Regions from separate parts of the Homo sapiens genome. Here region 2 is linked to region 1. The links are chromatin contacts, found by Hi-C or POLR2A ChIA-PET in ENCODE. All regions are on one chromosome and are shown on one strand. The core of a region is the stretch at or near the end of the contact, and the rest is flanking DNA. Distances in the headings are between cores, read along the strand shown. Region 1 overlaps ANKRD13A (ankyrin repeat domain 13A). Region 2 overlaps PPTC7 (protein phosphatase targeting COQ7).

Region 1 (4,132 bases), core at 1,058-3,557:
CCTTAGACAGGGTTGGAAAACCTGGGTTGTGTGAGGTGGAGGGTGGCAAATGAGGCCTGACTCTAGAGCCAGGCTCCCTGTTTAGGAAGCCAGCAGGTGAAAAGTATAGCACCTAGGTAAGAGGAGGACATTCCTGGGGTTCTCACTCCAGCCTGGGGCAGGCCAGGTGAGGCCCCGGGCACAGATTCAAATCGCTGAGCCATGGGCTAGGCATCCAAGATGAAGAGCCTAGAGCCTGCTCTCCTCATGTGCCCCCTTGGTCATCGGGGGTTCAAGCTCACCTTAGGAAACTGGCCTCAAGATTCCTGTTTCCACTGACTCAGCGTGGGGGCCACACAGGACCAGGATGGTCTGAGAGTGAAGAGGAGTGAGGGTGGTTGTCTGTGTTGAGAGAGAGGAGGACTAGCCAGCAGCCTCTTGCTGGAGTCCCCCTAAAGGTGACAGTGAGTTTATGAAGCACTTCCTGCATGCCAGGTACCAAGGCACAGGGGAACTGATAATTCACCTGAGGCTAGTGGGCAAGCTGGAAGGGGTGTCCAGTTGTCTGGTTCTGCAGCCTGGCCTCAGAGCTCGGCAGGAGGATGGCAAGATAGTAAAGAGGGCTTTTGATTGAGGAGGCTGAGGTGGGGTCAGTGCTTGAGGACAGGAGTTCAAGACCAGCCTGGCCAATATAGTAAGACTCCGTCTCCTTAAAAAAAAATTTTTTTTGGCTGGGCACGGTGGCTCACGCCTGTACTCCCAGCTCTTTGGGAGGCCAAGGCAGGTGGATCATGAGGTCAGGAGTTCAAGACTAGCCTGGCCAACATAGTGAAACCCCATCTTTGCTAAAAATATGAAAAATTAGCTGGGCATGGTGGCGGGTGCTTGTAATCCCAGCTACTTGGGAGGCTGAGGTGGGAGAATCGCTTGAACCTGGGAGGCGGAGGTTGCAGTGAGCCAAAATCGCACCATTGCACTCTAGGCCCGGCAACAGTATGAGACTCCATCTCAAAAAAAAAATAAATTTTTTTTAAGGCTTTTGAGCAAGAAAAGTGGATGAGCTGAAATGAGCAAATAGGAAGGAAACTCCTAGTTAAAGGAGGATGGGTATTTTTATTTGGGTATAGCTCATGGCTAAAGAAACTTAAAAGGAAAACCTAAATGATCAGTTTCGAAAGTGAATTCCAGCCGGGCGTGGTGGCTCAGGCCTGTAATCCCAGCACTTTGGGAGGCCGAGGTGGGCGGATCACCTGAGGTCGGGAGTTCGAGACCAACCTGACCAACACAGAGAAACCCCGTCTCTACTAAAAATACAAAATTAGCCAGGCGTGGTGGTGCATGCCTGTAATCCCAGCTACCCGGGAGGCTGAGGCAGGAGAATTGCTTGAACCTGGGAGGCAGAGGTTGCAGTGAGCCAAGATCTCGGTGAGCTAAGATTGCACCATTGCACTCCAGCCTGGGCAACAAGAGGGAGACTCTGTCTCAAAAGAAAAAGTGAATTCCAGCTAAATTCTGAAACTCCTTGTTCTCTGAACTCATATTATTAGTTGAAGATTCTAAGCCCCACTAATAACTGTAATGCAATTTGAGCAAATCCCTTTTAGGGAGAAAGTGACAGCTATATGAAACTACATAGTGTGGGCGTATGATAATAACAGGTAACTCTTCTCAGCACTTACTGTGGTGTCAAGCACCGTGCTAAGTTAAGGACTTTCCCCTTGTAAGAACTGTAAGGTAGGTTTTTTTTATTGTTCAGTTTTACAAGCGAGCAAACTGAAGCTCAGGAGGAATTAAGCAACTTGTCAAACAGTACATGAGAGATTCGTTTTATGTATTATGTATAAACATATACAGATTGATTTTTTCAAAAGATTTTTATTGCGATATAGTTCACTTATATAATCTACATTTAAAGGTTATTCAATGGTTTTTAGTATATCTGCTGAGTTATGCAACTATCACTACTGTCAAATTTCAGAAATTTTTTTCTTTTTCTTTCTTTTTTGTTTTTTTGTTGTTTTTGAGACAGGGTCTCACTCTCTTGCCTAGGCTGGCACCATCACAGCTCACTGCACCCTTGACCTTCTCGGCTTAAGCAATCCTCCCACCTCAGCCTCCCAAATAGCTAGGACTGCAAGCAAGCACTACCACGCTTGGCTAATTTTTAAAGATTTTTTTGTAGAGAAAATGTGTCCCTATGTTGCCCAGACTGGGCTCAAGCAGTCCTCCTGCCTTGGCCTGCCAAAGTGCTAAGATTACAGGTGTTAGCCACTGCACCCACCCTGTAATATTTTCCTCACCCGAAAAAGAAACCCCATACCTGTAGTAGTCACTCCTCATTTCTCCCCAACCCCTCCAGCCCAGGCAACCTGCTAACCTACTTCCTGTCTCTAGATTTGCCTATTCTGGACATTTCATATAAATAGAATCATATGTGGCCTTTTGTTTCTTCTTTTACTTAGCATAATGTTTTGGAGGTTCATCTACGTTGTGGCATGTTTCAGGTGCTTAATTCCTTTTTATCACTGAATATATTCCATTGCATGGATGTACTATGTTTTGTTTGTTAGACGAAAATGTTTCTCCGTTTGTCAGTTGATGGACATTTGGGTTGTCGCCACTTTTTGGCTATTATGAGTAACGCTGCTGTGTGTATTTGTGTATATGTTTTTGTGGGTTTCCTTTTTTTTGAGACAGCTTGCTTTGTTGCCCAGGCTGGAGTGCAGTGGCATGATCTCAGCTCTCTGCAACCTCTGCCTCCTGGGTTTAAGCGATTCTCCTGTCTCAGCCTCCCTAGTAGCTGGGATTACAGGTGTGCACCACCACGCCTGGCTAATTTTTGTATTTTTAGTAGAGATGGGGTTTCACCATGTTGGCCAGGCTGGTCTTGAACTCCTGACCTCAAGTGATCAGCCCACCTTGGCCTCCCAAAGTTCTGGGATTACAGGCATGAGCCACTGCACCCAGCCCCATGTATAAGTTTTTGTATGGGTATATGTTTTCATTTATCTTGGGTATATACCTTGGAGAGGAATTGCTGGGTCATGTAGTTACTCTATGTTTTAACTTTTTGCGGAACTGCCAGCAATTTTTCGAAGTGGCTGCACTATTTTACATTTCCACCAGCAGTGTATGAGATTCCAGTTTCTTCACATCCTTGTCAACACTTGGTATTATCTGTTGTTTTGTTTGTACGCATCCTAGTGGGTGTGAAGTGGCATCTCATTGTGGTTTTGATTCGCATTTCTCTTATGATTAATGATGTTGAGCATCTTTTCATGTGCTTATTGGCAATTTGTGTATCTTCCTTGGAGAAATGTCATCTCAAATCCTTTGCCCATTTAAAAATTGAGTTATTTGACTTGTTGAGTTGTAAAGGTTCTTTGCATATTCTGGATAGTAGGCCCTTATCAGTATGTGATTTGCAAATATTTTCTCCCATTCCATGGGTTGTCTTTTTTTTTTTGAGATGGAGTTTCGCTCTTGTTGCCTAGGCTGGAGTGCAATGGTGTGATCTCGGCTTACCACAACCTCCGCCTCCCAGGTTCAAGCAATTTTCCTGCCTCAGCCTCCCGAGTAGCTGGGATTACAGGCATGCGCCACCATGCCTGGCTAATTTTGTATTTTTAGTAGAGATGGAGTTTCTCCATGTTGATCAGGCTGATCTCGAACTCCCTACCTCAGGTGATCCTCCCGCCTTGGCCTCCCAAAGTGCTGGGATTATAGGGATGAGCCAATGAGCTCAGCCAAAATTTTGTTCTTTTGCATGTAGATATGCAGTTGTTCAAGCGGCACTTGTTGAAAGGACAGTTCTTTCCCAATGAATTATTTTGGCACCCTTGTTGAAAATCAATTGACCATAAATGTGTGGGTTTATTTCTGGACTCTAAATTGTATTCCATTGACCTGTATGTCTGTCCTTATGCCAGTACCACGTTGTCTTGATTGCTGTAGCTTTGTGTAGTACGTTTTAAAATTGGCAAGCGTGAAATGTGAGTCCTCAGACCTCTCTCTTCAAGGTGGCTATTCTAGGTTTCTTGCATTTCCACATGAATTCTAAGATCAGCTTGTCAATGTCAGCAAAAAGCCAGCTGAGATTTTGATAGGAGTTGAATTGAATCTATACCTCAGTTTGGAGAGTTTTGTCATTTTA
Region 2 (3,803 bases), core at 138-2,637, 560 kb after region 1:
GTACGACAGGCATCTTTTCAGATGCTGAGGCTTTTCAAAGACTTTAGTGTTCTCAGAGCCAGCCTCATTTGTCTAAAGACATCACAGCATGAAGCACTGTAACTAGAAAAAAAATGAGATCAGAGTAGAAACTCAATTTCCTATCCAATGGAACAGATCACATTTATATCAACATTTCTTTTTTTTTTCTTTCTTTCTTTTTTGAGATGGAGTCTCACTCTGTGGCCTAGGCTGGAGTGCAGTGGCGCAATCTCAGGTCACTGCAACCTTCGCCTCCCAGGTTCAAGTGACTCTCCTGCCTCAGCCTCCCGAGTAGCTGGTATTACAGGCACCCACCACCATGCTTGGCTAATTTTTCTATCTGTAATACAGACATGGGGTTTCGCCATGTTGGCCAGGCTGGTCTCAAACTCCTGACCTCAAGTGATTGCCCCCCAACACAGCCTTGGGCTCCTAAAGTTCTGGGATTACAGGCATGAGCAACCGCATCCAGCCTATATCAACATTTCTTAAACCTCAACTATTTGGGCACTTAAGAACGCTCCCGACGGGGTGCAGTGGCTCATGCCTGTAATCCCAGCACTGTGGGAGGCTGAGGCGGGTGTATCATTTAAGCTCAGGAGTTCAAGAGCAACCTGGGCAACATGGTAAAACCTCCGTCTCTACTAAAAATACAAAAAATTAGCCAGGCATGGTGGCACACACCTGTGGTCCGAGCTGCTTGGGGGACAGGGGTAGAAGGATCACTTGAGCCCGGGAGCTGTGATCGTGCCACTGTACATGAGCCTGGGTGACACAGCAAGACCTGCCTCAAAAAAAACCCCAACAAAACAAAAAACACTCCCCTGTGATTCAAGACTGTGAAATGTTGTATCTGCAAATAATTATCCCAAACGGAGAGTCGCTTGAGCCAGGAGGTTGAGGCTGCAGTGAGCTATCACTGTGCCACTGCAATCCAGTCTGGGTGAAAGAGCAAGACACTGTCTCTATTTTAAAAATGAAAAAAATTAGCCATGCCTGGTGGCGCATGCCTGTAGTCCCAGCTACTCGGAAGGCTGAGGCAGGAGAATCGTTTGAACCCAGGAGGCGGAGGTTGCACAGGGAGCTGAGATCGCACCACTGCACTCCAGCCTGGGCAACAGATTGAGACTCCATCTCAAAAAAAAAAAAAAAAAAAAAAAAAAAAAATCCAAAATGAATGAAAAGCAGGATGACTGAAAAAATATATTCAACAAATATATTCTGTCAAGTTATACAGAAAAATGTCATGTGCTTTTTGACTAACAACAGTCCTTTCAGTTCTATGGAGGTAAAATTATATAGATTATGCTGCACTTCCTGTTTTAACAAGCAAGTGAAATACTCCCTTTGCAAGAAGTTTCCGGCCCAGTGCAGTGGCTCACACCTATAATCCCGCACTTTGGGAGGCTGAGGTAAACAGATCACTTGAGGTCAGGAGTTTGAGACCAGCCTGGCTAACATGGTGAAACTTCATCTCTACTAAAAATACAAAAATGACCCAGGTATGGTGGCGCATGACTGTAATACCACCTAGCTGGGTAACTGAGGCAGGAGAATCGCTTGAACCCAGGAAGCAGAGGTTGCAGTGAGCTGTGATTGAGCCACTGCACTCCAGCCTGGGTGACAAAGCGAGACTCTGTCTCAAAAAAGAAAAAAGAAGAGGAAAAAAAAAAAGAAGAAAGATGTTTCTGGCCAGTCGCGGTGGCTCATGCCTATAATCCCAGCACTTTGGGAGGTCGAGGCGGGTGGATCACCTGAGGTCAGGAGTTCGAGACCAGCCTGGCCAACATGGCAAAACCCTGTCTCTACTAAAAATACAAAAATTAGCTGGACTTGGTGGTAGGCACCTGTAGTCTCAGCTACTTGGGAGGCTGAGACAGAATTGCCTGAACCTGGGAGGCAGAGATTGCAGTAAGCAAAGATTGCGCCATTGCACTCCAGCCTGGGCGACAGGGTGAGTGAGACTCCATCTCAAAAAAAAAAAAAAAAAAAAAAAAAAGAAGAAGAAGAAAAAAGAAGTTTCCATTCCACATTAATCACAATGAAATCTGTGTCTTTTGATTCTCCAGAGATCAAGACTACGTCAAGAACAAGATCTCTAAGCAGAAGTTAATTCAAAAGTGAAGGTAATGAAGCTCAAAGGATGGACTGAAAAGTTCAACCCTGTAATAAAACATGTGAAAATGGCCGCATGAGGTGGCTTACGCCTGTAATCCCAGCACTTTGGGAGGCCAAGGCAGGTGGATCACCTGAGGTCAGGAGTTCAAGACCAGCCTGGCCAACATGGTGAAACCCCATTTCTATTAAAAATCAAAATTAGCCAGGCGTGGTAGCACATGCCTGTAATCCCAGCTACTCAGGAGACTGAGGCAGTAGAATCCCTTGAACCTGGGAGGCAGAGGTTGTGGTGAGCCGAGACTGCGCCACTGCACGCCAGCCTGGGCAACAAGAGCGAAAATCTGTCTCAAAAAAAAAAAAAAGTGTGAAAATGGAAACTATAGGCAAAACTCAAACAACAAAATCAAAGCTGTAGTAAGCGGTTCATTTTGTGTTTGAGAATTCCAAACAAAATAGTTAGCTATTCCTTGCTAGCTTAGTAATTATGAGACAACTTAAGAATTAATCAAATTAATGAGCCTCCACATACACTTACACCTATGTCTAGAATACTTCATTAACTAGAGAAGATAATTTCCAGACTATTCTGGGCAGTTGCCTTGTCTTAAAAAGCAGTGAAAAGTGCTGACATGAGGATTAGGAAACAATTGTGTGAAGGCAAAGAAACTTAAAGTCATCCTTTTAAAAATAAAAATGTTCTTCCTTTAACTTCAATAATTCTGTTTAAATACCAATACTTAATGTGGAATTATCTATTCTGGCTCAACTGTGGCTTGGGAACTTGTGCAAATTACAAACTTGGTATGAATCACTGGTCTGCCTTCCACAAACTGCAGAGTTGAAGGTTAAGTTACTGAAAAGGTCACTTCACTCCTTTCTGGCCTGCAACAGTATCTTCCTCAAATGCCAAATGCTGTTAGCAATGTTTCTGGACAGGAGGAGGCAACAAACAAATCATCTGGGAGGTCATACTTATTGTAAGTTATGAATAGCAGAGACAGGGCACTAATTATGTTACAGAAGTAAGGGCCTCTATTAAAGCTGTGGCTTCAGTTTGTTTTCAGGTGTTAGAAAATGTCACATAATACCAAATAATTCAAAAATTAAGTAAGGAAGTAACAAGCAATTAAGACCAGCTATCTGATATATGCCTACTTGTACTGGCCCTTTAGGCTGGGGAGAAGATTTTCCTTCTGTTTATAATTTACAAGATTAGATCTAGAATTCTTGTCAACCTGATATTTATGACAAGCCATATATCCTTGACCTAACCCCAAAGAAGATACTATTTACCCACTGCTTTCTTCACCCTCTATAAAAATAAGGGCTGGCCTTGACTAAAATAGGCACCCTCTGGGAGAGGTCTATAGTCACATGCGGCCTGGCACAAATGTAACTTTTTTTTTCCTTTAAACGAGAACATCATTCCTTTGAATAGCCTGCCAAGTGTAGAACTGTCTCTTAATTTCTGAACACTAATTTATATACACATATATATACACGTATATATATACATACACGTTATATATATATACACGTATATGTATATGTGTATATATACATACACGTTATATATATATACACGTATATGTATATGTGTATATATACATTGTTTTTTTTTTTTGAGATGGAATTTCACTTTTGTCGTCCAGGATGGAGTGTGA

The links. Hi-C counts contacts between places; a loop is a spot of excess contacts on that map. ChIA-PET counts read pairs that join two places held with the same protein, here RNA polymerase II (POLR2A). Pooled maps may share reads with other maps.
Region 2: a pooled map shows a loop between it and region 1 (2.8-fold over the local background). The contact joins two enhancer-like sites. A Hi-C loop is called at or near these places in 1 of 37 single-sample maps with no recorded cell type and 7 of 50 pooled maps. POLR2A ChIA-PET finds 5 or more read pairs at or near these places in 1 of 52 experiments (RWPE1).

The regions. Positions count from the first base shown.
Region 1 is chr12:110,003,169-110,007,300 of GRCh38, forward strand. All of the region lies in intron 1 of ANKRD13A (ankyrin repeat domain 13A), which reads left to right. Among named protein-coding and RNA genes, the nearest start is that of ANKRD13A, 5.8 kb to the left of the region's middle. RefSeq lists an enhancer at 2,342-2,481. Within about 2 kb of position 2,308, at least 6 of the 41 ENCODE cell types and tissues checked have a DNase peak (open chromatin) inside an H3K27ac peak, as active enhancers do.
Region 2 is chr12:110,561,129-110,564,931 of GRCh38, forward strand. All of the region lies in intron 1 of PPTC7 (protein phosphatase targeting COQ7), which reads right to left. Among named protein-coding and RNA genes, the nearest start is that of PPTC7, 20 kb to the right of the region's middle. Within about 2 kb of position 1,388, at least 9 of the 41 ENCODE cell types and tissues checked have a DNase peak (open chromatin) inside an H3K27ac peak, as active enhancers do.